2 separate regions of the Homo sapiens genome follow, and region 2 is linked to region 1. A link is a loop called in an ENCODE intact Hi-C map of the cell type or tissue named here. Cell type or tissue: CD4-positive, alpha-beta T cell. All regions are shown on one strand. Each heading gives the region's core, and the rest is flanking DNA. Links, peaks and the distances in the headings are about the cores only.

The links. Hi-C counts contacts between places; a loop is a spot of excess contacts. Peaks named below come from ENCODE experiments on the same cell type or tissue, not always from the same donor. Only the 100,000 strongest peaks of a DNase experiment are listed, where the experiment ranks them.
Region 2: it touches region 1 in a loop (2.0-fold over the local background); 2 of 110 quality-filtered maps call a loop at or near these places.

Annotation. Positions count from the first base shown.
Region 1 is chr6:45,302,216-45,318,006 of GRCh38, forward strand. The region is part of intron 2 of SUPT3H (SPT3 homolog, SAGA and STAGA complex component); the gene reads right to left. Among named protein-coding and RNA genes, the nearest start is that of RUNX2, 18 kb to the right of the region's middle. In CD4-positive, alpha-beta T cell, for the core only: no CTCF peak of the experiment used is centred there; a DNase peak (open chromatin) is centred at 8,486; H3K27ac peaks cover 874 bases.
Region 2 is chr6:45,148,277-45,164,067 of GRCh38, forward strand. All of the region lies in intron 2 of SUPT3H (SPT3 homolog, SAGA and STAGA complex component), which reads right to left. It also overlaps the pseudogene LOC100420052. Among named protein-coding and RNA genes, the nearest start is that of MIR586, 42 kb to the right of the region's middle. In CD4-positive, alpha-beta T cell, for the core only: no CTCF peak of the experiment used is centred there; a DNase peak (open chromatin) is centred at 7,985.

The DNA of each region.
Region 1 (15,791 bases), core at 6,787-10,786:
TACACTGAACCCAATTTGTAGTCTTTTATCCCTCACCCCCTTCCCACCCTTTTCCCCAAGTCCCCAAAGTCCATTACATAATTCTTATGCCTTTGCATCCTCATAGCTTAGCTCCCCCTTATGAGTGAGAATATACAATGTTTGGTTTTCCATTCCTGAGTTACTTCATTTAGAATAATAGTCTCCAGTTCCATCCAGGTGCTGTGAATGCCATTAGTTCCTTTTTATGGCTGAGTAGTATTCCATATATACATATATATATATATGGAATATATAATATATAATGAAGTATCTCAGGAATATATATATATATATATATATATATATATATATATATATATGCATGCCACAATTTATTTATCTACTTATTGATTGATGGGCATTTGGGCTGGTTCCATATTTTTGCAATTGCAAATTGTACTGCTGTAAACATGTGTGTGCAACTATCTTTTCTGTATAGCAACTTCTTTTCCTCTGGGTAGATACCCAGGATTGGGATTGTTGGATCAAATAGTAGTTCCATTTTTAGTTCTTTAAGGAATCTCCACACTGTTTTCCAAAGTGGTTGTACTAGTTTACATTCCCAACAGCAGTATATAAGTGTTGCCTTTTCACCACATCCATGGCACCATCTATTAATTTTTTATTTTTTGATTATGGCCATTCTCGCAGGAGTATAGTGGTATTGCATTGGGTTTTGGTTTAAATAGGCACAGGACCAATGGAACAGAAGAGAGAAGCCAGAAATAAACCCAAATACTTACAGTCAACTGATCTTCAACAAACGAAACATAAAGCGGGGAAAGGATACCCTATTGAACAAATGGTGTTGGGATAACTGGCAAGCCACATAAAGGAGAGTGAAACTGGATCCTTATCTCTCACCTTATACAAAAATCAACTCAAGATGGATCAAGGACTTAAATATAAAACCTGAAACTATAAAAATACTCAAAGATAACATCAGAAAAACCCTTCTAGACCCTGGCTTAGGCAAAGACTTCATGACCAAGAACCCAAAAGCAAATATAACAAAAACAAAGACAAATAGGTGGGACTTAATTAAACTAAAGAGCTTCTGCACAGCAAAAGGATATAAACAGCAGAGTAAACAGACAACCCACAGAGTGGGAGAAAATCTTCGCAAGCTATACATCCGACAAAGGACTAATATCCAGAATCTACAAGGAACTCAAGCAAATTAGCAACAAAAAAGCAAACAATCCCATCAAAAAGTGGGCTAAGGACATGAACAATTTTCAAAAGAAGATAGAGAAATGGCCAACAAACATATGAAAAAATGCTTAACATCACTAAGGAAAGTAACTTTGAAACAACCAATTTGCTTTTTGTTTCTCGTTTCTGTTTTCTTCAGCCATTTTTGGCCTATAAAGCCAACTATCTCTGCTCAGTCCATTCTATTTAATAGAATGAGATGTTGCCTGATTCTAGAAGTAAAAAAAAAAAAAAAAAAAAAGAAACAAACAAAAAAAGCCAGGCCGGGCACAGTGGCTCATGCCTGTAATCCCAGCACTTTGGGAGGCCAAGGTGGGCGGATCACGAGGTCAGGAGTTCAAGACCAGCCTGGCCAATATGGTGAAACCTCATATCTAATAAAAATACAAAAATTAGCTGGGCATAGTGGTGCGCGCCTGTAGTCCCAGCTACTCGGGAAGCTGAGGCAAAAGAATTGCTTGAACCCAGGAGGGGGAGGTTGCACCACTGCACTCCAGCCTGGGCGACAGAGCAAGACTCTGTCTCAAAAAAAAAAAAAACCAAAGCCAATTAAATCTTTAAATTAAATTTGTTGTACTTCTCTTTTAATAGACTATATACTGTAGAAAGCTAAATATGTTGGCAGATGAGAACTAAGTACTAGTATACTACAGATCAGGATCAGTAAGAGTTAGTCACTCTCACAAAGTGGATGCTTTATAAATGGAAAAATAATATACTTTTTATCTATTTAAATGTGTAAACAGCAATATCTAATAATTATATTTCACTTAAAATATATTAAAAGACATTTAAAACTGCTTTATACAGGAAAATATTACAGATAAAAGTTACTAATCTCTACCCATCCATCCAAATTATAGAGGTCTAATTTTGAAAATCAATTTAGCAGAGGAATGTTACTTAATTTAAAGGAAAAATCACTTTGATAATTATGCTCAAAGACACACCTCAATGAAACCATCCAAAAAACTAAATATGTAATAAATTTTTCCACTATTTTATCGTTATGTTTGGCATTAATGATACCACTTAGTATTCTACTGCTCTACAAGGCTAGTATCATTTTCTAAAACTAAACAGACTGTTAGCAGAAGTTATTTCAAAGCTATACAAACAGACCTCAGAAAGTTTCTGTTAAATTTTTTTTCCTAAAAAGAAAGGTCAAAGAGGAAGAAGTTATTAGGAATACAGGGTGAGAAAATAAAAGAAGTAGTATTCAAAACAAAACCAAAAATACGAATAGAAAAGAATGGCTTCAATGATTTTTTTCCAGTTGCTTATCCTCGCAAAGTAACCATTTAATGGGTAAGAATGCCAAAAATATCTTAGAAAATGCACAATGCCATTATACCTAGATTCTTTTTAAGCACCAATGGCCATCATCAGTCAATAATGTACTTAAAATGAAAACCCACTTGAGCACTAAAAGAACACAAATAGAAGAAATCAACAGCCTGAAACGTTTATTTTTACAAACAGTTGATTACAGAAACCCAACTCAAGAACACCATGGCCTGATCTTCTTTTTGAATACATAATGTATCCAATAGGAATCACAGAGGAATAGGCATTTTCTTCACGCTTTTATATTTGCTTATTCGTTTGCTTTTCAAAGAAAAGTATTATTTTCATGAGGCATAAATTCCAGAGAATGACATGGCTAATTATAGTTTGTAGAACTTTTTAATCTAAGCCATTAGACTCCCTGAACTACCTCAAACGAAAAACATCGGCTTTTAGCTCTAAATCTAAATGAATTGTTTCCATATTACCGGAACATAACTCGTTTCATCTCACCACCTGTATTACATAATATCATGGTCTTTTCATACCAACTCCAATATAACTACAATATTTATTGCTTCCGCTATACCTACTGCATTTTATGATTCAGTGTTATTACACATATAAAATGAATGGTCGTGTTTTGAAATTTTCAAGAAGTTACAAAAGTCTTTTCACAAATACATCTACATAAATTCAGCTAGATTATTCTAATAACATTTGACAAAATGTTCCTTCCACCAACTTGTTTGTTTATAAATTAAATTACATGCACAAAACTAATTTTCAACCAGTTTTCAGAGTTCCCTTTCTTTATGTGGTTTTAGTTCATTCAAGCCCTCAGCATTGTTCACTACAAAATCCTTCTGGTCCCTTCTAATATACACTATATACCACATTGCTATTAGATGATTCAAAACCATACATCATGTAACTCCTTGCCTTAAAAATCCAATAATGGAAATGACATCACCAACGACAGAGTAGAAGCCACTATCTTTCCCAACTCCACACCTGCCCCAACCCCAGAACTGCAGTCATTCTACAAATAACCCACTCCAAGCCCAGGCAATGTGGCTGCACTGGGCCCACATTTCAGATATCTGAGCCATCACCTTAGTGAGCAACTTCATATTCCCTGGGCTAAAAGCCAAGCCCTCACTGCTCATGCTTGTACTCCAAGTACCAAACCAGCTATCACACAGAGCTAGGCCCCACGTCTACCTAGGAGCCTCTCTAATTCTGCATATACCTGTACTCCCAATTCTCATCTCCACTGATGTGTTCACAAGCCTCCAGGCATCACATACTGCTGCCAACATGGCAGGTGAGGTGCCTACATGATACATATCAGTGCCATTATGGACCCAGATGCCAGAGCCATACTCCCTCCACAAGTACCCAGGCTTCAGGTCTCAACTCCAAGGCCACATCACAGGCAACACACATCACAAACTAGTACCACTGCTATTTCAAGCAAGTCCACAAGCCATACCCAGTACCAAAACGAATCCATGCTCAGCCACAACTTCCCTGTTAGGAGTAAAAGAGATCACAAGGACCTTAGCAGCCATTGTCACCAAAGACCCCAACAACCCTTGCTGCCACCACAGACATCAGTATTAGCCACTGAGGATTCACACTATTGGCCACTGAGCATCCCTCCAATCTTGGTCTAAAATCAACCTCGGCTGGCAGAGCTACACAGATTACCCAGCTTGAACCCTCACTGGTGCCAGAACTGTTGTACCCTAACCAACAAGCGCCCTCATAAGGTGAAGGTCTTTCCATAGCAAAACTAGCCCAAAAAGTCTGCAAGGGGTGACTACTCCACCAAATGCTCAGACATCAACATAATGCAACAAGAACCATGAAAAACCAAGGAGACAAAACACCACCAAAAGAATACAATCGGGCGGTTCCAAGATGGCCGAATAGGAACAGCTCCAGTCTACAGCTCCCAGCATGAGCGACACAGAAGACGGGTGATTTCTGCATTTCCAACTGAGGTACCGGGTTCATCTCACTGAGGCTTGTCAGACAGTGGGTGCAGGACAGTGGGTGCAGCCCACTGAGCGTGAGCCAAAGCAGGGCGAGGCATCGCCTCACCCTGGAAGTGCAAGGGGTCAGGGAATTCCCTTTCATGGCCAAGCAAAGCTGGAAAATCAGGTCACTCCCACCCTAACACTGCGCTTTTCCAATGATCTTAGCAAACGGCACACAGGAGATTATATCCCGCACCTGGCTCAGAAGGTCCCAGGCCCACGGAGCCTCACTCATTGCTAGCACAGCTGTCTGAGATCAAACTGCAAGGCGGCAGCAAGGCTGGGGGAGGGGTGCCCGCCATTGCTGAGGCTTGAGTAGGTAAACAAAGCCACCAGGAAGCTCGAACTGGGTGGAGCCCACGGCAGCTCAAGGAGGCCTGCCTGCCTCTGTAGACTCCACCTCTGGGGGCAGGGCATAGCCAAACAAAAGGCAGCAGAAACCTCTGCAGACTTAAACGTCCCTGTCTCACAGCTTTGAAGAGAGTAGGGGTTCTCCCAGCACACAGCTGGAGGTCTGAGAACAGACAGACTGCCTCCTCAAGTGGGTCCCTGACACCCGAGTAGCCTAACTGGGAGGCACCCCCCAGTAGGGGCAGACTGACACCTCATACGGCTGGGTACCCCTCTGAGACGAAACCTCCAGAGAAACAATCAGACAGCAACATTTGCTGTTCAGCAATATACGCTGTTCTGCAGCCTCCGCTGCTGATACCCAGGCAAACAGGGTCTGGAGTGGAGCTCCAGCGAACTCCAACAGACATGCAGCTGAGGGTCCTGACTGTTAAAAGGAAAACTAACAAACAGAAAGGACATTCACACCAAAACCCCATCTGTACATTACCATCATCAAAGACCAAAGGTAGATAAAAAAGACAAAGATGGGGAAAAAGCAGAACAGAAAAACTGAAAATTCTAAAAATCAGAGTGCCTCTCCTCCTCTAAAGGAACGCAGCTCCTCACAAGAAACGGAACAAAGCTGGATGGAGAATGACTTTGACGAGTTGAGAGAAGAAGGCTTCAGACGATCAAGCTTCTCCGAGCTAAAGGAGGAAGTTCAAACCCATGGCAAACCTTGAAATAAGATTAGACAAATGGCTAACTAGAACAACCAATGCAGAGAAGTCCTTAAAGGACCTGATGGAGCTGAAAACCACGGCACGAGAACTACGTGACAAATGCACAAGCTTCAGTAGCCGATTTGATCAACTGGAAGAAAGGGTATCAGTGATGGAAGATCAAATGAATGAAATGAAGTGAGAAGAGAAGTTTTGAGAAAAAAGAATAAAAAGAAACAAAAGCAAAGCCTCCAAGAAATATGGGACTATGTGAAAAGACCAAATCTACACCTGATTGGTGTACCTGAAAGTGACAGGGAGAATGGAACCAAGTTGGAAAACACTCTGCAGGAGAACTTCCCCAATCTAGCAAGGCAGGCCAACATGCAAAATCAGGAAATACAGAGAACGCCACAAAGATACTCCTCGAGAAGAGCAACTCCAAGACACATAATTGTCAGATTCACCTAAGTTGAAATGAAGGAAAAAATGTTAAGGGCAGCCAGAGAAAAAGGTCGGGTTACCCACAAAGGGAAGACCATCAGACTAACAGCTGATCTCTCAGCAGAAACTACGAGCCAGAAGAGAGTGGGGGCCAATATTCAACATTTTAAAGAAAAGAATTTTCAACCCAGAATTGCATATCCAGCCAAACTAAGCTTCATAAGTGAAGGAGAAATAAAATACTTCACAGAGAAGCAAATGCTGAGAGATTTTGTCACCACCAGGCCTGCCCTACAAGAGCTCCTGTCCTGGGATCGGGGGAGGGAGGAGGGAAAGCATTAGGAGATATAACTAATGTAAATGACGAGTTAATGGGTGCAGTACACCAACATGGCACATGTAAACATATGTAAGAAACCTGCAAGTTGTGCACATGTACCCTAGAACTTAAAGTATAACAAAAAAAATAAATTTAAAAAAAAAAAAGTCAAAAAAAATAATGAAAATTCTGAATTAAAAAAAAAAAGGTGCACAATTTGGTTTGTTATGCAAATTTTTGTTTTTCCTGAGCTATTCAGCTACTTTAAAACATGCATATAAGCTAGCTAGTCATTTTGAATAAGAAGAAAAATAAATGGAGAAATGATTATGATAGCACTGTTTATGCCTTTTAAAAACAGAATGTCTAAATATTTGGAAAAAAAAAAGGTGCACAATTTGGTTATGCAAATTTTTGTTTTTCCTGAGCTATTCAGCTACTTTAAAATATGCATATAAGCTAGCTAGTCATTTTGAATAAAAAGAAAAATAAATGGAGAAAGGATTATGATAACACTGTGAGTGTTTATGCCTTTTAAAAATAGATGTCTAAATATTTAGGAAAAAAAAAAAAAAGAATACAATCTCCCAGTGCCTGACCACAAAGAAATGAAGATAAACTGCCTGAGAAAGAAATCAGAATAATCATTTTAAGTGAGCTCAGTGAACTTCAAGAAAATAAATGACCAAAATGAAAAACCTAATAGATTGAAATTATAAAAAGAAACAAATTCCAAAGCCGAAAAACACGATGAAATGAAATTAAAACTTTAACTGAGTATCAACAATATCAGAACTGATCAAGCAGAAGATCTGTGATCTTAAGGACAAGTTAGTTAAAAATATATAGTCAAAAGAGAAAAAAAAAACTATGTAACTGAAGAAAGCTTATAAAATATATGAGACAGCATCAAAACAGCAAATATTTCGGTCATAGGAGTTCAAGAAGAAGAAAGAGAAAAAGTGATAGAAATCTTATTTAAATAAATAGCAGAAAATGTCCCAAATCTGAAGAAGATATAAATATCAACATATAGGCAGGGAAAAAAATCTCCCATCAGAGTTAATCCAAACAAGAATAGACGAAGGTATATTATAACCAAACTGTCAGAAATCAAACATAAAGAAAAGATCCTGAAACCAACAAGAGAAAAGAAAGAAATCACATATAACAGAGTTCAAATAAGGCTAACAGCAGTTTTCTCGGTAGACACCTTACAGACCAGGAGAGAATGGGATGATATAGTCAAAGTGATGAAAAGGATGGGGAGAAAATGTCCACCAAGAATAGTGTACCAGATTGTGAATGTTAGCTTCTGATCAACTGCAGGAACAAACCAGCAATCCTGAGAGGACCCACAGAACCTCTGAAGAAAGCGGACTGCTCCTGCAGTACCTGGGAGACACCTCAAATACTCTGGGAAGTGGAAAGCCTCTGGTAAGTTTTCAAGCGTGCCCTCCACCTGGAAACAGACTTGGGGCTGTTGTGGGCAGCACGGTGGGAATGAGACCAGCCTTTCAGTTCGCTTGGGAGCTAAGTGAGGCCTGTGATTGCCGCTTTTCCTCACATCCCTGACAACCTGCATGACTCGGCAGAGGCAGCCATAATCCTCCTAGGTATACAATTCCAGTGACCTGGGAATCTCACCCCATCCCCCACAGTAGCCACAGCAAGACGGCCCAAGTAGAGTCTGAATTCAGACACACCTAGCCCCATCCCCACCTGACAGGATTTCCCTAGGAAACCTGGTAGCCAAAGACAAAGGACATACAATCCTGGGAGTTCTAGGGCCCCACCCACTGCTGATCCCTCTCCACACTACTACAGCTGATGCTTTCTAGAAAGCACCACCTCCTGGCAGGAAGTCAACCAGCACAAAAATAGAGCATTAAACCACCAAAGCTAAGAACCCTCACAGAGTCCGTTGCACCCTCCACCACCTCCACCAGAACAGGCACTGGTATCCACTGCTGAGAGACCCATAGACGGTTCACATCAGAAGGACTGTGCACAGAAACCCTCAGCACCAGCCAGGAGCTGGGTAGACTCACTGGGTGGCTAGACCCAGAAGAGAGAAAACAATCAGGCAGTTTGGCTCACAGGAAGCCATAACCACAGGAAAAGGGGGCGAGTACTACATCAAGGGAACCCCCTGTGGGACAAAAAAATCTGAACAACAGCCTTCAACCCTAGACCTTCCCTCTGACAGAGCCTACCCAAATAGGAAAGAACCAGGAAATCAACCCTGGTAATATGACAAAACAGGGTTCATCAACACCCCCATAAAATCACACTAGTTCACCAGCAATGGATCCAAACCAAGAAGAAATCCCTCACTTACCTGAAAAAGAATTCAGGAAGTTAGTTATTAAGCTAAACAGGGAGGGACCAGAGAAAGGCGAAGCCCAATGCAAGGAAATCCAAAAAGTGATATAAGAAGTGAAGGGATCAATATTCAACAAAATAGATAGCATAAAGAAAATACAATCAAAAATTCAGGAAACTTTGGACACACTTTTAGAAATGCAAAATGCTCTGGAAAGTCTCAGCAATAGAACAGAACAAGTAGAAGAAATTGAGAGCTCAAAGACAAGGTCTTCGAACTAACCCAATCCAACAAAGAAAAAGAAAACAGAATAATATGAACAAACCCTCCAAGAAGTTTGGGATTATGTTAAACAACCAAACCTAAGAATACTCTGTGGAGAATGCACAATTACTAACAGACCTAAGAATAATCAGTGTTCCTGAGGAAGAAGACAATTCTAAAAGCTTAGAAAACATATCTGGGGGAATAATCAAGGAAAACTTCCCCAGCCTTGCTAGAGACCTAGACATCCAAATACAAGAAGCACAAAAAAACACCTGGGAAATTCATCACAAAAAGATCAATGTCTAGGCACACTGTCGTCAGGTTATCCAAAGTTAAGACAAAGGAAAGTATCATAAAAGCTGTTAGACAAAAGTACCAGGTAACCTATAAAGGAAAACCTATCAGATTAACAGCAGATTTCTGAGCAGAAACCCTACAAGCTAGAAGGGATTGGGGCCCTATCTTCAACCTCCTCAAACAAAACAATCTTCAGCCAAGAATTTTGTATCCAGCGAAACTAAACATCATATATGAAGGAAAGATACAGTCATTTTCAGACAAATGCTGAGAGAATTCACCATTACCAAGCAACCACTAAAAGAACTGCTAAAAGGAGCTCTAAATCTTGAAACAAATCCTGGAAACACATCAAAACAGAATCTCTTTAAAGCATAAAGCACACACGACCTATAAAACAAAAATACAAGTTAAAAAGCAAAAACAAAAAAAACAAAGTATAAAGGTAACAAAGAACATGATGAATGCAAGGGTACCTCACATTTCAATACTAACATGGAATGTAAATGGCCTAAATGCTCCACTTATAACATACAGAATTGCAGAATAGGTAAGAACTCACCAACCAATTATCTGCTGCCTTCAGGAGATTCACCTAACACATAAGGACTCACATAAACTTAAAGGGGTAGTAAAGAGCATTTCATGCAAATGGACACCAAAAGCAAGCAGGAGTAGCAATTCTTATATCAGACAAAAGAAACCTTAAAGCAACAACAGTTAAAAAAGACAAAAGGCCGGGCACAGTGGCTGACACCTGTAATCCCAGCACTTTGGGAGGCCAAGGTGTGCAGATCACGAGGTCAGGAGATCAAGACCATCCTGGCCCTGGCTAACACAGTGAAACCCTATCTCCACAAAATATACAAAAAAATTAGCCAGGCATGGTGGCGGGTGCCTGTAGTCCCAGCTACTCAGGAAGCTGAGGCAGGAGAATGGCGTGAACCCAGGAAGCGGAGCTTGCAGTGAGCCGAGATCGTGCCACTGCACTCCAGCCTGGACGACAGAGTGAGACTCCATCTCAAAAAAAAAAAAAAAGACAAAAAGGGACATTATATAATGATAAAAGGCCTTGTCCAACAGGAAAATATCATAATCCTAAACATATATGCACCTAATACTGGAGCTCCCAAATTTATAAAACAATTACTAACAGACCTAAAAATGAGATAGACAGCAACACAATAATGTGGGGGGGGGGGGGGACTTCAATACTCCACTGACAGCACTAGACAGGTCAACAAGACAGTCAACAAAGAAATAATAAATTTAAACTATACCTTGGAACAAATAGACTTTGAGCAGATATATACAGAACATTTCATCCAACAACTGCAGAATACACATTCTATTCAACAGCCAAGGAACTTTCGCCAAGATAGACCATATGATAGGCCATATAAAGAGCCTCAATAAATTTAAGAAAATTGAAATGCTATCAAGCACTTTCTCAGACCACAGTGGAATAAAACTGGAAATCAACTCCAAAAGGAACCCTCAAAACCATGCAAATACATGGAAATTAAATAACCTGCTCTTGAATGAGCACTGGATCAAAAATGAAATCAAAATGAAAATTAAAAAATTCTTCGAACTGAATGACAATAATGACATAACTTATCAAAACCTCTGGGACACAGCAAAGGCAATGCTAAGAGGAAAGTTCATAGCCCTAAACGCCTACATCAAAAAGGTTGAAAGAGCACAAACAGACAATCTAAAGTCACGCCTCAGGGAACTACAGAAACAAGAACAAACCAAAACCAAACCCAGTAGAAGAAAAAAAATAAGAGCAGAGCAGAACTAAACAAAATTGAAACAAACAAACAAAAAATACAGTACAAAAGATACATGAAACAAAAAGATGGTTATTTGAAAAGATATATAAGATTGATAGACCATTTGCAAGATTAACCAAGAAAAGAGAGAAAATCCAAATAACCTCACTGAGAAATGAAACAGGAGATACTACAACTGACACTACTGAAATACAAAAGATCATTCGAGACTACTATGAACACCTTTACACACATAAACTAGAAAACCTAGAACAGATGGATCAATTCCTAGAAAATACAACCCTGCTAGCTTAAATAAGGAAGAATTAGATACCTTGAACAGACCAATAACAAGCAGCGAGATTGAAATGGTAATTTAAAAATTATAAAAAAAAAAAAAAGTCCACGACCAGACGGATTCACAGCAGAATTCTACCAGACATTCAAAGAAGAACTGGTACCAATCCTTTCAACACTATTCCACAAGATAGAGAAAGAGGGAACCCTCACTAATCCATTCTATGAAGCCAGCGTCACCCTAATAACAAAACCAGGGAAGGACATAACCAAAAAAGAAAACTACAGACCGATATCCTTGATGAACATAGATACTAAAATCCTTAACAAAATACTAGCTAACCAAATCCAGTAACACATCAAAAAGATAATCCACCATGATCAAGTGGGTTTCATACCAGGGATGCAGGGATGGTTTAACATATGCAAGTCAATAAATATATTTCACCACATAAACAGATTTTAAAACAAAAATCACACAATCATCTCAATCGATGCAGAAAAAGCATTCGACAAAATCCAGCATCCCTTTATGATCAAAACCCTCAGCAAAATCAACATACAAGGGACATACCTTAATGTAATAAAAGCCATCTATGACAAAACCACAGCCAACATAATACTGAATGGGGAAAACTTGAAAGTATTCCCCCTGAGAATGGGAACAAGACAAGGATGCCCATTCTCACCACTCCTCTTCAACATAGTACTGGAAGTCTTAGCCAGAACAATCCGACAAGAGAAAGAGATAAAGGGCATCCACGTCGGTAAAGAGGAAGTCAGACTGTTGCCGTTTGCTGACAATATGATTGTTTACCTTGGAAACCCTAAGTACTTCTCCAGAAAGCTCCTAGAATTGATAAAAGAATTCAGTAAAGTTTCCGGATACAAGATTAAAGTACACAAATCAGTAGCTCTTCTATATACCAACAGCAATCAAGCTGAGAAATCAATAACTCAATCCCTTTTACAATAGCTGCAAAAATAATAAAATACTTAGGAATATACCTAACAAAGGAGTCGAAAGACCTCTACAAGGAAAACTACAAAATACTGCTAAAAGAAATTACAGACAACACAAACAAATGGAAACACATCCTATGCTCACGGATGGCCAGAATCAGTATTGTGAAAATCATCATACTGCCAAAAGCAATCTATAAATTCAAAGCAATCCCCATCAAAATAGCACCACCATTCTCCACAGTTAGAAAAAACAATTCTAAAATTCATATGGAACCAAAAAAGAGCCCACATAGCCAAAGCAAGGCTAAGCAAAAAGAACAAATCTGGAGGCATCATATTACCTGATTTCAAAATATACTATGAGGCCATAGTCACCAAAACAGCATGGTACTAGTATAAAAATAAGCATATAGACCAATGGAACAGAATAGAGAACTCAGAAATAAATCCAAATACTTATAGCCAACTGATCTTTGACAAAACAAACAAAAACATAAAGTGGGGAAAGGACTCCCTTTTCAACAAATGGTGCTCAGACACTAGGCTAGCCACATGTAGGAGAATGAAACTCGATCCTCATCTCTCACCTTATACAAAAATCAACTCAAGATGGATTAAGGACTTAAATCTAAGACCTGAAACTAAAAATTCTAGAAGTTAACATTGGAAAAACCCTTCTAGACATTGCCTTAAACAAGGATTCCATGACCAAAAACCCAAAAGCAATTGCAATAAAAACAAAAAAAAATAGCTGTGACCTAATTAAAGAGCTTTTGCATGGCAAAAGGAACAATCAGCAAAGTAAACTGACAACCCACAGAGTTGGAGAAAATCTTCACAATCTATATATCTGACAAAGGACTAATATCTAGAATCTACAACAAACTCAAATCAACAAGAAAAATCAATCAATACCATCAAAAAGTGGGCTAAGGACATGAATAGACAACTCTCAAAAGAAGATATACAAATGGCCAACAAACACATGAAAAAATGCTCAACATCACTAATGATCAGGGAAATGCAAATCAAAACCACAATGCGATACCACCTTACTCCTGTAAGAATGGCCATAATCAAAGAATCAAAACACAGTAGATGTTGGCATGGATGCGGTGAACAGGGAACACTTCTACACTGCTGGTAGGAATGTAAACCAGTACAAGCTGCTATGGAAAACAGTGTGGAAACTCCTTAAAGAACTAAAAGTAGAACTACCATTTGATCCAGCAATCTCATTACTGGGTATCTACCCTGAGGAAAAGAAGTCATTATTCTAAAAAGATACTTGCACACGCATGTTTATAGCAGCACAATTCACAATAGCAAAATCATGGAACCAACCCAAATGCCTATCAATCAATGAGTGGATAAAGAAGCTCAGATAGACAGATAGATAGATAGATAGATAGATAGATAGATAGATAGATAGATAGATAGATGATGGAATACTACTCAACCATACAAAGGAATGAATTAACAGCATTTGCAATGACCTGGATGAGATTAGAGACTATTATTCCAAGTGAAGTAACTCAGGAATGGAAAACCAAACATCGTATGTTCTCACTGATATGTGGGAACTAAGCTATGAGGACACAAAGGCGTAACAATGATACAATGGACTTTGGAGACTTGGGGAGAAGAGTGGGAGTGAAGTGGGGGATAAAAGACAACAAATATGGTGCAGTGTATACTGCTCGGGTGATGGGTGCACCAGGTTCTCACAAATCTCCACTAAAGAACTTACTCATGTAACCAAATACCACCTGTACTCCAATAACTTATGGAAAAATAAAATTTTAAAAAAATAAAAAATAAAAATGAATCAGGGGGATGTCTATGTTGAAAGCTGTAAATACTAAATAACTCCTATAAAAAGCAAAAAAAAAAAATACTGTATCAAGCAAAATTAGATAAGAGAAAGAAATAATAGGCATCCAAAGGAAAAAGTTATATCATCTCTGTTTGCAGACAACATAATCTTTCATGGAGTAAAACCTAAAGACTCTGGAATAAACTGTTAGAACAAATAAACAAATTCAGTAATTCTGCAAGACACAAAATTAACATGTGAAAATCAGTATCATTTCCATACTATTCAAAAAAGAAATTTTAAAAAACTCATTAACAATAGCTACCAAAAAAAGGTAAATACTTAGAAATAAATTTGACCAAAGAAGTACAGCCTGTACACTATACTGTGAAAACTACAAAACACTGATGAAAGAAATGGAAGACACAATTAAATGGAAAGATATCCTAACTTTATGGATTGAAAGAATATTGTTAAAACCAGGCACAGCGGCTCATGCCTGCATGAACACTGAGGAAAGAAATGGAAGAAGACACAATTAAATGGAAAGATATTCTAACTTTATGTATTGAAAGAATATTGTTAAGGCCAGGCACAGTGGCTCATGCCATATGGAACCTGTAATCTCAGAAATTTAGGAGGCCAAGGTGGGCGGATCACTTGAGCTCAGAAGTTCAAGACCAGCCTGGGCAACATGGCGAGACCCCATCTCTACAAAAAATACAAAAATTAGCCAGGCATCGTGGCATGCACAGATAGTTCCAGCTACTCAGGAGGCTGAGGTGGAAGGATCACTTGAGCCTGGGAGGTAGAGGTTGCAGTGAGTTGAGATCACACCACTTGCACTTCAGCCTGGGTAACAGAGGAAGACTCTGTCTCAAAAAAAAAAAAAAAAAAAAAAAAAGAATATTGTCAAAATGTCCAGACTACCCAAAGTGACCTAAAGACTGAATGCAATCTTTATCTAATGACACTTTCCACAGAAACAGAAAAAAAATCCTAAAATTCATATGGAACCACAAATGACCCCAAATAGCCAAAGCAGTCTTGAGCAAAAAGCAAATCCAGAGGCTTCACATTACCTAATTTGAAAATCTACTATCAAGCTACAGTAATCAAAACAGCATGGTACGGGCATAAAAGCACACACACTAACGGAACAGAACAGTGAATCCAGAAGTAAATCCATACATTTACTGTCAACTGATTTTCAATAAAGATGCCAAGAACACAAAATGAGGGAAGGATAGTCTCTTCAATAAATGGTGCTGGGGAAACTGGTTAGCTACATGCAGAAGAATAAAATTAGATCCTTATCTAACAACATACACAAAAATCAACTCAAACTGCATTAAACACAAACATAAGACATGAAATTGCAAAGCTGCTAGAAGAAAACAGAGGGGAAAAGCTCTATGAAATTGGTTTGGATAATAATGTTTTGGATATGACCCCAAAAGAACTGGCAACAAAAGCAAAAATAGGCAAATGGGATTACAATAAACTAAAACACTTCTACAGAACAAAGAAAACAATCAACAGAGTAAAGAAACAAGCATACAGAATGAGAAAATATATTTGCAAACCATACATCTGCAAAGGGGTTAATATCTAAAATACATAAGGAATGCAAAAAAACAAGTAACACAATTTTTAAA
Region 2 (15,791 bases), core at 6,077-10,076, 150 kb before region 1:
TCCTATGAGGTCAATACTACTATCCCTATGTTACACAAGAGAAAATCAAGGCTCTGAGAGTTAAGTAATGTGCAAAGCTAACTAGATGGTACAATCAGTTCTGCTATAATACTTATTCTGAAATGCAAATGTGTCCCAATCCAACTGATACATTAGGGAACAATTTGAGCATAACTCAGATTTCATTTTGCTTATGAGTGACTTCATCCATAAGAAACATGAGGTGACTACAGAAAACTGAACCAAGTCATACAGGAGGACACCAAAAGCACACGCTCAGACATTAACCAGCTATCTCAGTTCACCATGTGAGTTGTGACTGATACCTATTCAGATCTAGTACTACAACTTTTCTTCTGACTTCAGATAATCCTCTTTCCATCACTTCACAACTCACAAGCTACAACCTCTTCTGCTTCCACGAGGGAATTCAGGTCTTTTTCAATATAAAGTGCCAAATATATTGCAGTATTTATTTATTAACCATTTAACACTTATGATATTTTTTAAATGTGTTACTGAGTTTTTGAGTATTGTGCCATAACCCCATTTTCCCGTAAGTCCTGTGGTTTTCATTGTGTAATTCTGAAATGCATGCTGACTTGTAGGAGCAAATATGTTGCATTTTAGCAGGACTGACTCTAAGTAGTGGAGTTATATTCAAGTTTGCTGATTTCAGTGCCCAGGCTTGTAAGTTACAGTGTTTTCCCATCTTTATTTATGTATCATCCCAAACTTTTAGTACACAATATGTTTTTGGACATCTTAAATTTCCAATTCTCTTTTGTGTGAACTGTTGGGATTACTAAACATATTAATATACAGTAGTTGTAACTTGAAAAATATTATAACACATACCTGTGACAAATATGCATTGGTATGAACAAACATTGCCTATACATAAGAATAACCCCATCATAAGTTACAAATTATAAATACTGTCCAAAGTGGAAATGAACTGTCACTGTCAATTTTCACTCCAATTATTTCTCATAAATGCCAACTTGTAGCTATCTATGACCTACTACAGTTGAAAGGAAAATCATAACCAAAAAAATGACAGAATAAGGTTTAATAATTTAGGTTAAAAACTCTGCATAACACTTTTAAATTCAGGTTCCACTATGTACAGTCTACAGTAGCAAGTTAATAATGGAAATGGAATCCCCTACTGGAACTACTCAAGACTTTACAACTTTTCCATTAGTTGATTTACTTTACGAAATATCATCACTGCCAAATCATTGGAGAGAAAATAAATTTGTCAGTTGCAAAAACCATTTAAAAATTATCTCTCCAATGCTTAAGTAGAAGAAAAGCTGAAATCACATAAAATCCATATTTAGGTAGACACACTTGAACTCACATCAATGTCTTTAAATGTAGTATAAACCAGGAATCAAAGTAAGAATATACTAAGGTAGATGTTATCTGGTCAGTGCTAAGCAAAGTCTAAAAAATGTTAACAATCTGGACAAAAAAACTTTAAAAAAAATTCCAAATATCTCTATGTTTAGTATTAAATAGCTAAAATATTAGCATATCTAAGTAAAATTTCCCATCCTTATTCAGCGATACTGAGTGATGGCTTCAGCATCACTTCTTGGCCTTTTGGCTAAGATCAAGTGAGTGACAGCTTCAGCACAGTGGTTCTAACACTGGCTGAATGTTAAAATCACCTGAACAATTTTTTTAAAAAAGGTCCAGGCTACATATCAGGTAAATTGAATCTGAATATTTGAAATTGGGGCCCCAGCATCAATGTTTTTTTTAAGAGCTCCTCAGAATGGTTACAAATATGTACAACTAAGGTTGAGAACTGTTATTCTAAAATAATCATGATTTCTTTAATGAAGCTTATTTTTTTTACTCATGATTCCAGGAGCTACTCATAAATCAAAAGAACCAATTAGGATATAAGAAAATTATACATTTTAAATTCTAAAAGTTCAAAGTTTTATTTGTTCCTTTTTTTACTAAAAATAGTAGCATTCAGATATAGCTTAACATATGGGTCCCTAAAAATATTACTTGGGAAATTTTTGTCAAGTCTTAACTGACATCAGTCAAACATACATGGAAATGTCTGATGAAAAAATGACCATTGTTGGAAATTTCTGTTCTTCTAGAGCTATCATACGAAATACACAAATATATAAATACTTAAAGAGTCTACTAAAACACAGCTGAGTAGAGAGACAACACAAAATGAGATATTTTTCTCTAAACATTCAATATTGAATATAAACTAAATTCAGAATCAATATTGAATATAAAGTAAACTCAGCATGGGACACCATGCCTTATAGTTTTCTTCTATCTCAGTGGCAGCATTTTCTCCATTTCTTTGGTTGGTTCTCTTTCTGTTCTTGAAACATTACCTTGTGCCTGAAGGCTCGATTCTCAGACCAACTTCTACTTCTACTTATAATCTTTATTCTGCGTTTTTTTTTTTTTTTTTTTTAAGATGGAGTCTCACTCTGTCGCCCAGGCTGGAGTGCAGTGGCACAATCTCGGCTCACTGCAACCTCCGCCTGCCATGTTCAAGCAATTTTCCTGCCTCAGCTTCCCAAGTAGCTGGGACTACAGGCGTGCGCCACCATGCCCGGCTAGTTTTTTGTATTTTTAGTAGAGACAGGTTTCACCACCCTGGGCAGGCTGGTCTCGAACTCCTGACCTCGTGATCCACCTGCCTCGGCCTCCCAAAGTGCTGGGATTACAGGCGTGAGCCACCGCACCCAGCCATCTTTATACTGCTTTCAAAGCATTCAATGAGAGAAATAACCAGAAAACAAAAAAGTTAACTTCTTGAAATCCAAAGAAAAAGATGTTTCATACATATTTCTCCAACTATAGCCTTTATGGCTATTTACAGGACAAAATTTTTGAAAAATTTTGAAAAGAGAAAAGTGGGTATGCAGATAGTAAACTAAATGAGTTCAAACTAAACTCTTAATAAATTTTAGTACTTATAAAAAGCTTTATTTTTTCATCTAGTATTTTTAATTCAGTGTTGGGAAAAAACTATTCTAATTGGCTAATTTCTACAAACACTATTCTAAATCTATTTTCAAATATCCTCTGTTAAGCAAGTTTCAAAAAGATTGAAAGCCCATATACCACCATATATAGCACTCATATTGACAAAAGTATTTCAGATTATCTGTAATTAAGATTGCTCATATCAAACTGATATTCTTAGAAATATGTAGCCATTTAAGACTATCACACAAAGACTAGATTATAATGGAGTGAAGCTGGGCAAAGAAATGCTTAAATCAGGCCCTTAGAAACAGAAAGTTAACTGTACTCACTTTAAAACAAGTTAAAAGTGTTTAACCTTCCTCCAACACTGGGCATTAAATCTTACAGGTAATTAATTATGACGTAAAAATGTAATTCTAATTCATAATTGTAACTGTTTTCTAAATCAAAGTATTTTTAAAATTAACATCAATTTATATCAAGTTTCTCTTTTCTAGGCAAGTATTGTCTACCAATAGGCTAGCTAAGTTAGCCCAGTGATAAAGGCCCTTAGCATTAAAACAGTTCAGTCTTTCCTTTCTGAAATCCTTCTTCATTTGGTTGCTGGGACACCATGCTCTACTGGTTTTCTTCTATCTCAACAGCAGCATCTTCTCAGTTTCTTTGGTTGGTTCTCTTTCTGTTCTTGTAACATTAACTTGTTCCTGAGGGCTCAATTCTCAGATCAACTTCTCTTCTATATCTACATATACTTTCTAGGTGACCTCATCTAGTCCCAAATCTTTAAATACCATCTATAAGCCGATTCCCAAACTTCTATGCTAACTTTTCCCCAGAATTCTGGACTCTCTGATCCCACTGCTAACTTGGTATCATAAACAGAACACACCCAAAATTAAGAAGAAAATCTTAATTTTCTTCTCCAAAAGTAGTTCCTCACTATCTCATTGGCACCACCATTCCCAATTCTTAAGCCCAAAGGCCTTAAAATCATCTCCAACATTTTGCTTTTTCTTGTGCACCACATCAGATCTATTAGCAAATCTTGCGAGCTACCTTTAGAATATTTATTTCCACAATGCAATCAATTTTCACATCTCCAACTGCTAATGCCTTAAGCGAAGCTGCTATCATCTCTAGCCTGGGCAGTTCTAGTAGACGTCTATCTGGTTGTCTGCTTTCACCTCTGTCCCACCTGATGTGTTTCCTCCACAAAGCAGCTAGAGGAATCCTTTTATTTTTATTTTTGAGACACAGTCTCATTCTCTTGCCCAGGCTAGAGTGCAGTAGTCCTATCTCAGCTCACTGCAACCTGTGCCTCCCGGGTTCAAGTGATTCTCGTGCCTCAGCCTCCCGAGTAACTAGACTACAGGTGTGCAACACCACGCCCGGCTAATTTTTGTTATTTTTCGGAGAGACGGGTTTTCACCATGTTGGCCAGGCTGGTCTCAAACTCCTGACCTCAAGTGATCCACTCGTCTCAGCCTCCCAAAGTGCTGGGATTACAGGCATGAGCCACCACACCCAGCTCCTAGAGTAATCCTTTTAAATTTAATCATATGCTCTCCTAATCAAAATCCTTTAAGTAAAAAAATATATATACATTTAAATAAAATCACAACTCCTGATCATGCCCTACAAGGTCTGGCTTCTTTGCCCTCATCTATATATACCTTCTACCCTTACCAAATAGCCTTTGTGATGTTCCTCAAACACACCAAATACATTCCTCCCTAAACATCTTTACATTTGCTATTCTCTCACACAGGAAGAGCAATATAGCAGTATCTAGGGCATTCTGGCATAATGGCATTCAGATCTTAGCTCAAATATCACCTTTCAGATTGGCCTTTCTTGGTCATCATATTGAAAATATCAGCTTCTATCATATTCCATCCCCTTATCCTGCTTTATTTTTCTTCCTAGGACTTACCACTATCAGACATAATATCATGTATCTGTTTGTTGTCTACTTCTGCCATTAGAATGTAAGCTTTATGAAGACAGAACCTTCATCTTCTTCACTAGTGTAGCCCTAGTGGCCAGAACAATGCCTTAGGCATGATAGGCACACAATAATGTTAGTTGAATAAATTAGTCCCTTAATAGGGACAACAATAATTAATCACTTAATAGGAACAACAAGTAGATATCAGAATATATGTCTCATGTTTGTGAAACAACTCTCAATAATAAAGTAAAATTAATAAGGCAACAAGGAAAAGAAACTGATGACTCAACCTGCATAGGAACTATAATACATTATTAAAAATTAAATGAAAAATGTGCATATTTGTGTTAACAAAGATAGGTCAAAAGATAATGTTGGCTGGGCACAGTGGCCCACACCTGTAATCCCAACACTTAGGGAGCCCGAGGCTGATGGATCACTTGAGGTCAGGAGTTCGAGACCAGCCTGGCCAACATGGTGAAACCCTGCCTCTACCAAAAATACAAAAGTAGCCAGTAGTGGTGGCACATGCCTGTAGGTTGGAATTTGGGCAAGATAAAAAATCAGAGCTTAGGCCGGGCACGGTGGCTCACGCCTGTAATCCCAGCACTTTGGGAGGCTGAGGCGGGTGGATCAGTTAAGGTCAGGAGTTCGAAACCAGCCTAACCAACATGGTGAAACCCTGTCTCTACTAAAAATGCAAAAAAATTAGCCAGGCGTGCTAGTGCATGCCTGTAGACCCAGCTACTCGGGAGGCTGAGGCAGGAGAATCGCTTGAACCCGGGAGGCGGAGGTTCCAGTGAGCTGAGATCACGCCACTGCACTACAGCCTGGGCAACAGAGCAAGACTCTGTCTCAAGAAAAAAAAAAAAAAAAGCGCTTAGTCCTCCTATGTTAGAACTAATTTCAAATAAAGAAAATCCCAAAGGTCAATCAATACTTTTGGTTTTGCCTACTTAGCTTAAAACACAAGTAGCTTGAAATCCATATAGTCAATTAATTCACATATTATTTACTTCACACCTACTATATAGGAAGGATTCTAGGAAGTGTTTGAAACGAAACAATTGGAGGATGATGCTTAGTCAATGTCTGTTCAATGAAGAAATGACTGAACAATTAAAAAAAAGAAGAAGAAGAAAACTTCCAAGAATGGCATCAAGGCTAAGAAAGGTATCTTATGCCAGTGTTGTGGCTCAGAAAATAACAGACCTCCTCCCAAGAATCTCATCAAATAATCAAGACCAATTAACCACTAGAGAAGAGAGAAAACTTCAGTGAGTAGTCACCATGCTCACATAGACTTTTCATCTATTGTGAGAGCAGCTTCTAGAGATTACCTGAGGGAATTTATGTGCATAATAGGACAACTTTTGTTCACAGTGAAGTTGTGCTTCTCACCTTCCTGCTCCTTGACTCCAGTTCAGAGGAACTTAGTCCCAGGCCATTGTTCTTCAGGCTCATTCATATCCCCTAAAAATCATTTACTCCTACATCCTGCCCTGCACCCATCAACCCTATCCCCAATGAGGAAGAATATGTAGCATCTAAACCTCATTGGGTTATTGGGTAATCATTCTCTTGCAATTCCCCTGTGTTATACCTGTTAAATAAACGTGTATGCCCTTTCCCCTATTAATCTGCCTTTTGTCAGTTCATTTTCAGAGAACCTTCAGAGGGCAAAGGGGAAGCTCTCCCTTGGCCTCTGTACCTACGTGCCTGATAATATGGACAGTCAGTACATGACTTCCGTGGAGAAGGTAGTGTTTGATCTGCAATTTGGAGTGAAACTCTGTTCATCTTAGAAGGAAAAAAGTTAGGTTTGAAAAAAATGGCACAACAAAATTAGTGTGAAACAAAAAATGCATCTTACTGGGCTCATTAGAATGTGTGATTAAGATAGCTCTAACTTCCTATTTCAAATATATATGTTGAACCATAAATATTCTCATAAAATATTAAGTAGACTTTGCTTCATAACCAATTAATTGAGAATGTTGTTTTACAATGAATTGTAACGAAGTTCAAAGCTCTTACCACTTGCCACATGACAGCCAAGATGTCAAGAGGCAAGGAAAGTGACTTCTATTTGGAGAGCCAGCATACCAAGAAGATGGTGAACTAGTGTCCTAAAGAACCATCTTAAGTTAATATGAATTTTAGGCTCCTTTTATGTGGGGGAAAGGGAGATGAGGGAAGGGGCTGATGTGGGCAGCAGTGACGGTCAAAGAAGACTGAAACTTCTTTGTCCTTGGTCAGGTCACAATGCTTCAACAAATCTTTTAACACTACATTGTTACTTCTGTGTAAACCCTCCTTATCTCCTCAGGAGTTAGTTTCAAGGAAGGGACTATTATCATCCTTGCTTTAAACTATAAGCTAAATTCCTCCCATAGTTAGCTTGGCCTATGTACAAAGATAAGCAAAAGCAGCTAACCTAAAAGAGAGCATGAAGGATGGGGAGTTAGGAACAAAAATGGAGTTAGTCATGCTACGCCTCCTTTTCACTGTTACATAATTATAGATAAATAAGGGGAAAAGGACTAAGGGGCAAGACTGAGATTCCAGGGTCACTGTACTCAGGAAAACCCCCACATATTAGGGCAATGGAGCTAACTTGAAGCTACTATGAAGCATTCTGTTGAAGAAACCAGTAAAAGTTCACTTATATATAAATGATAGGCCAATCTACCCAAAAATGGGCAAATTTATATTTTTGAACTATACCTTACAGCAAATAATTCATCTAACGTTCAAATTCAAGGACAATAAAGCCAAACTCATTACCTCTTAGAGTAAATAATATGTTTATAATTTCTCAACATGACCCATCTATGTTCTAGGGGATTTAAAAAAGAAGAAGAAAAAAGAAAATAGCTTGTCACAAAAAAACAGCCAATGGAAGATTCTATGGCCAATAATTATGCTACCAAGCTACACGATGCTTAAAAACATTTTAAGCATGAGCATAAGCTCATTTTGCATATGTAACTTGTTTCTCTCAGTGTCTGAGACTATCAGAAACAAAGAAACCCACATCCTAAGCCACAGAATACAGCCACCTGGTTTTACTCTTATCACAGGATGACAAAAATGCTTTCAGTCTCCTAAGGTCATGCAGATATCCTCAACATTTGTATAGTGTTTTTTAACTAACAAAACTGTTGCATCCTTCCTGAGTTCTAGAGTGGTCAAAAGATACAATGCAAACACTTCTTACGATAACCTTTGCTGTCACATTTAAAGGCATAGGCTCAATGACTAACATAAATTTCAAAATGCTAGCTCCCTTTTCTTTCCCTTTTCTGTTCTGATACTAATATAATAATATATATTTTCTGTTCTAATACTAATATAATTAATATAATTTCAATAAATTTCTGGAATCTTTGTTTATAAAAATGTTAAATCAGTGTCAGCTTTGCAGAATTCATCTGTTAACCCAAAGAAACATAAATAAGTTTATGAGTATAACAAGAAATGAGTTTTTTAAAATGTCCCCATTCTATATTTTTAAAACCCTTGGTTTTCTCTTAATATATATATATATTTTAGAATGATGAAGTTTTTGATTTTTTTATCAGAACACTTTTTACAATAACTTCCAAAGCTAGTGTGAAATATTTGTTGACACATAGACATTTAATGAAGTAATTCCATGATTTAGTACCATAATTTTTATGGTTTTAGTGAAAAAAAAGTGAGACTTGGATAATCTAGTTGAAATCAAGACACATGTGTAAAGAACTTAACAGAAACTACCACCTATACTTGATCTGTTGATTTGATCAGAGAACATTAATAAGTTAAAGGAATGCAACTTCCAATAATTTTCCATGAAAATGCAATCATCTGGCAAAAATATTATTTATTTCTGTTAAAACACTGGTGAAATCTTCCCATCCTTTTTTTAACTTCACAAATGTATTCAACTTCATGGACTATGTTTATATACAACATCGTAGAAAAGAGTTTCAATAATCTCATAATAATTGGAGAGGCTTAACAAGCAACATATGATTAAGAAAAATGGTTATCAATTTTTATATTTTGAAACATTCTTTTTAAAAACAGTATTTAAGAACCAACCTCCAAAAATCAATATATTATTTAACATTTCATTTATAATGTATCATCAGATCATACATTTATAATGTATGACAAGACCAGTCATTCTCAACTTGGCTGCACATTAGACTCACCTACAGATTTGAAAGACGTACCAATGCCAAGAACTCCAACCCCAAGAGATTCTGATTTAATTGGTCTGGGTAGAAACCACATACATATATGTATATATATGATGCCTATGTTTTATATATATAAATATATATATACATATGTATTTCTTTTTGAGATGGAGTCTCACTGTGTCACCCAGGCTGGAGTGCAGTGGCACTATCTCAGCTCACTGCAACCTCCAGCTCCCGGGTTGAAGCTATTCTCCTGCCTCAGCCTCCTGAGCAGCTGGGATTACAGGCGCGCACCACCATGCCCGGCTAATTTTTGTATTTTTAGTAGAGACAGGGTTTCACCATGTTGGTAAGGCTGGTCTCAAACTCCTGACCTCGTGATCCGCCTGCCTCGGCCTCCCAAGTGCTGGGATTACAGGAGTGAGCCACCGCACCCGGCCAGCATTATATTTTTAAAAAGCTTTTTAGGTAATTTTAATGTGTAGCCAAGGATGAGAATCGTTATAGATCATGATCAGCATTCTAAAAACTATATATCTAAACTTATAATTTCTGTAATTATAGTAATTATTAATAATACGTAATTATAACTCCTCAACATGACCCATCCATGCTCTAGGGGATTTAAAAAAGAATCACATTTATAATTTATTTATAAATTATTATAATTTATAATTAATATATTTATATACTAATATATATTATATAATTATTTTATAAATTCAACCCCTAACAGAGTCACTTCTTCCCTGACTCTGATCTACAATCATTTAATTGGTCTGGGTAGAAACCATAGAGATAGATAGATAGATAGATAGATAGATAGATAGATAGATAGATAATGCCTATATTTTATATATATAAATATACATATATATATATATATATATATATTTTTTTTTTTTTTTTTTTGAGATGGAGTCTCACTATGTCACCCAAGCTGGAATGTAGTGGCACTATCTCGGCTCACTGCAACTGAAATAGGGTAATGTTCAACTTGATAAACTGTAGTGTCCAGAAGGAAGCATACCTACGACTGGCAATAAAAGTAAATCTTGGGCCCTAGAAGAAGGAACACTAGTTCACAGCCACGTTCTAAGTTCTGGGTTGACTCCACCAACCTCAAAACATCTGAACTCTACACAGGATAACACTCTTCTAGATCAGACATTTTTGGAATCCTGCTAAGGAAGGGATGACTTGGGGATACCTTTGATTTGGGGTGAGACATACCCAGCCACTTCCTTGTATGGTTATCGCTAGCTGTCAGAGTATAGGAATGGCTTCCAGAAATATTCCTATTGCCCACCCTACTCACTCACCTATTTTATACTATGATGGTGCAGAACCAGAGGTCATATCCTGATATGAACACATTCTATAGCATCTGTTACCAAGAATATGTAGGTAATGGGAAAACAAGACACTCCACTACTACTAGTCACCCTGAGGTAGGTGGTCCTTGCTGGTCAGTGGGGCTATCTCATCAGAAAGTGTGGTTACAAGATCAAAAAAATCAGAGCAAAAGGACTCAAATCCAATGGCAAGGAAGACACATTTCAATTTGACTGAGTGTTCATCACTGCTGCATTCTAAAATCCATAATGTAGTATGTCAGGATGACCTATGCAGTTGTGTTAGAATCCAGTCCCTACATTCCCATTCTCTCCTCCCCACTGAAGGGGATGACCAAGATGTTCAGTTCTCCAGTCACCTTTCTTCGTAGGTTGTCAAGCCTCTGCTCTTCAAGCACAATATCCTATTGAACTGACCAGATTTGATCAAGCTGTACTTAACTTACTGTCAATGCAGCAGACCCATTTTCCAATGATGCAATATGGGATTCAATGACATTGATTCCACCTCTACAGAGGTGAAAGATTGTTACTGGGCACACCTGAACGTAACTGGCTCAAATTACTTATCATGAAGTCACTATTCGAAATTACTTAATTGGCTGCCTAATTAGGCCTCTAGGCTTCAAAATCAATTAGCATGATCAGTTATCTCAGGCACAGATCAAAATAGTCATCCCAGAGAAAGGGTTTACGGAGAGACAGGTTGTCATCCTTGGATCTAGAGCCATCAATAGCCTCACCCAATATCTAAACATCAAGCTTTCTTCAGTCATGGAGGCCAGCAAGAACCATGTAGATTCACCCATAACTCACAATTCATCTACATAGTTTCTGAACAGTCAGAGATCCTGTTTTAAATAAATTATAAATGTGTACTTGCTACACAACTCTATCATAAATTTCTCATGTTTAAAGTGTTCAAATTCCTTTCTTTGTTTAGCTACTACAACAAGATCCACGTTTAGTTAGCTTCTCCTTATTACTTTTTTGGTTTGTTGGTTGTTCTTGCTCTTTATTTTGTTTCCAAAATGTAAAAGTAAAATATTAATAAATTACAGTTCAGTTATGTCAGGAATTTTTCAAAAACAATTATTGGTCTGAGCTTTTTTCTTGAAGACCAGAAGTCACAGTTAAAACACACCCACACCTACATATACCCAAATAACACAACATAGTCCACAATCCCAAAAATTAATGCGAGTTATAAACTAACAAAAATCTGGGTTCAAATAATTAATTTATGGTACAGTCATCAGAGAAATAAAATAGAACTTTAAAATAGTATTGCAAAGTAGGTACCAGAAGAACTAATATAAAGCATAGCATGTACCTCTCAAATGGTTAAAGCCAAGGTCATTAACAAGGATACCGAAATGTTTCTCTTAAATAGCCATTTGGCAGGCTAAGACTCACATTCAAGTTCTTGTCAAAGAAATACAAACTCACTAAAATGTTGTTTATTTTGAAAAATTGTTAATATGAGGCAGGTCTTCAAACAAGGCAGTTAAAGTTTCTGGAATATTAAAAGGGACTTACAAAAAGATCTACAGCAAGTATTCACAGTAGTCGTATAACAGTAGTGCTTCAATGTAGAGGACAAAATAAATGCATGACCAAATGTTTTCTTGAAAATCAGTCTAAAATTAGATGACCAAAGACGTAAGTACTACATCCACAGTCAAGATATAAAGAGATTTTCCATAGAAATGAATGAGCACGACACACACAGATTCTGCAAGCATAGCAAAACCTGAAACTAAAAATATTGTTTTAGCTGGGAAAAACATTTTTTATATATAAGTGAATTACGGTGAGTTTCCAAAAGGCCTGAAATGCATACTGAATTGAAACAAAAAAAAAATCCATAAAATTTGTAAATTTAAGTGAGGAAGGTAGAGTAAAAAAGTAAAGTACAAAGGAAAAAAATTAATGAACACAGTAAAACTACTCATAGACACAAAAGAAATACAATATGTAGGCAATACAAAAATTTGTTATACAAGAAAAAATATGGATACCCAAAGTTTCCATTCTAGGTCTTGATATGAATCTCCCCCTATAAAATCCTTTAACTACACCACAAAATTTTCCTGCCTCTGAAACAGGTAATTGATAAGTTTGAATGTTCCCTCCAAATTTCATGTTGAGATAAAATCTGCAGTGTTGGAGTGTGGGCCTAGTGGGAGGTGTTTGGGTCATGGGGGCGGATCCCTCATGGCTTAGTGCTGTCCTTGAAATAGTGAGTTCATTCTCAGGAGCTCTGGTTGTTTAAGTGTGTTCCCCCAACACTCTCTCTTGCTTCTGCTCATTCCATGAGACACCTGCTCCCCCTTTACCTTCTGCCATGATTTGTAAGCTTTCTGAGGTTTCCCCAGAAGCAGATGCCAGCACCATGCTTCCTGTACAGCCTGTAGAACTGTGAGTCCATTAAACCTCTTTTCTTATAAATTACCCAGTCTCAGGTATTTCTTTATAGCAACACAAGAACAGACTAACACAGTAATGTTTATCTGATGAACTCTTGTGTCCAGAAGGAAGCATTACCTGGGCCTGACTATAAAGGTGACTCCTGAGCCCCAAAAGAATAGTTCACAGCCACATTATAAACTTTCAATTGACTGCACCTACCTCAGGAGATCTGATCTCTACGTAGGGCAATACTTTTCTATAACAGAAGTCTCTTGAGAGTATGGACACTAGAAAAATATCTCTACTCTCTGAACTCTTATTGCATTTTCTCTTCTCTACAACAAATTGTGTGAGACTCTCATAAACTGCATTTTTTTCAAAAGCACTTTTGGAAGTACCATTACTGCTAAAGGCCACTGTACATGAAGTCAGAGCTCCTTGAAGGCATGAATAGTGTCTTATTTGACTTTGACCCTCCCTCCATACCGTAAAGCTGCTGACCACTCAACACACACACAAAGCCTGTCTTGGTGCTTTAATCACAACTGACACCCAATAAACATTTGATTAATAAAGACCTACTATATTATTCTTCTCTCGAATTTTTTCAGCATCACACAAGTAGACATTTTATTTTATATGGCTTAATTTAAACACTATTTTACACACTATTTCTGTACTATTTAATTCAAATGTCTTTATCACTCAACAAAACAGTAAAACCAGGAGATGAAGGATGATGCCTGTTGTTTTGTATCTTAGGCAGTGTCTTAAATGTAACACGTACTAAATAAAGACAATGACAACCACAGCATTCCAACAAATACATAGGAATGTGTATAACTCTTCAGAACATGTTTAAAAAAAAACAAAAACAAAAACATGGAACTGACAAAGGTAATGCCACAGTTTGCTTTCAAGGGTATGGATATTTTTCACATTCCCCAACCTGACAGGCAGGTCTTTGCCCCATAGATTTACCAATGATCATATAATTGCCAGATTAATTCAGTGTTATATGACTTGCTACAAATTAATGAGACTCATTAAAAAAAGAAGAAGAAGAAGAAGAAAGAGCCAGGTGTAGTGCTTGTAATCCCAGTGACTCAGTAGGACAAGGCAGGGAGGATTGCTTGAGGGCAGGAGTTTGAGGCAGGCCTGGGCAACATAGCAAGATCCCTTCTCTACAAAAATAAAAACTCTTAGCCAGCTGGGGTGGTGTGCACCTATAGTCCCAGCTACTCAGGAGACTGAGGCAGGAGGAATACTTAAGCCCAGAGGTTTGAGGCTCCAGTGAGCCAAGATCATGCCACTGCATTCCAGCCTGGGCAACAGTGCAAAACCTCAACTCTAAAACAAAAACCAAAACATTATATACAAATTAAAGATAATTAGACTCAACAAATGGGTATAAAACTCCCTATTTAAGGCCATGTGCTAACAGCTGAGGATATAAAGGTAAGAGGCGGTACCTAACCTTAAAGTGTTTACAACGCTATGAGATGTCTTCTCCAGGTAGTTCAAGGGAGACAGCCAAGAAGAGACTTCAAGTCCCTTAAAATGCTCATTCTTTTCTAAGAGTAACGATGCTTGTTCATAGTGATAGATAATATATAAATTATTTTCATGATAAGAATAATGAACTGTCTATAATCAATGAAGATCAAATGGGGGAAAATGACTTCAAATATAAGGAGAAACTTCACTTAAATATAAGATTATTTGATCACTCAAGAAGTTAAAGACTAGAGTATATTCCAAAGACTGTCTGCATCCCTGGAGATCTGTAGGGTGTGAAGTGACAATTATTTTCTTGTTTTGATAGAGCACAAGAACAACTGATGTTCAAAGATCTTTTGCTGGCCTATGAAATTACAGAACAACATATATATTGCAAGAGAAGTGGGGAGATTACATATCTAAAACATTAGTGAGCAATATGGAATTCTTGAGCACTAGTTTCTGTATTTCCAGACTTTCTAGGTGAACTGCAGATAACTGGAAACAACTTAAAAAGCTTTGCATTGCATTACTAATGACTCAAAGTAATAATGTCATGAAAGACAAAGCTCAAGTTGGTACAATTCATTTCACTGCTAATTGCATTGTTAATTGTGATTATCAAAAGAAATGCACTACAATACCGCACTTAACTTAGCATTTAGGTAATTTACTGTTACCTAAATCTGGCCAAGAATACAGCCAGTTAAAATAATCTTCTATCTAATATAGTACATAAGTATTACATATGTAAAGTAGTGAGCATAATCAACTGCCAGTAAATACATTAACTTTCTATTTTTAAAAAAACTTACGTAAAAGCTGGATTATTGGCTATGTCAATTGGAAATCATTCTTTTCCAAATAACAGTAAGCTTAACCAACAGCAGCTTAAATATGTAGGTAGTTATTTTTCTCAATTAAAATGACTGTCAGTAGGTGGTTGCTAGGATGGGTTTAGCTGCTCATTGCTATAACCAAGGACCACTATCTTTTTACCTTACAGCCCTGCTTTTCATGTTTATACTTGTTACCTTGTTGTCAGAGGATCACTGCCATACTTTTCAACTCAAATCAACATTAAATCAGAAAGAAAAGGGTGATGCACCACCACTTGTCACTTTTATAAAAAAAAAAAAAAAGCAAGAGGTCCTCAGCATGCATTTAATTACTTACCTTTAACCAGAAGAACTCTGTCACATACCTACCCCTAATTATTAGGGAGATTTAAAAAGTAAATAGTTGATCCTTATTATTTGCAATCCCGTATTTGTGAATCAGCCTACTCACCAAAATTTACTTGTAACCCCAAAATCAGTACTTGCTGTGTTTTCATGATCATTAACAAACATGTAGAGCAGTGAAAAATCTGAGTAGCTGATACACATATTCCCA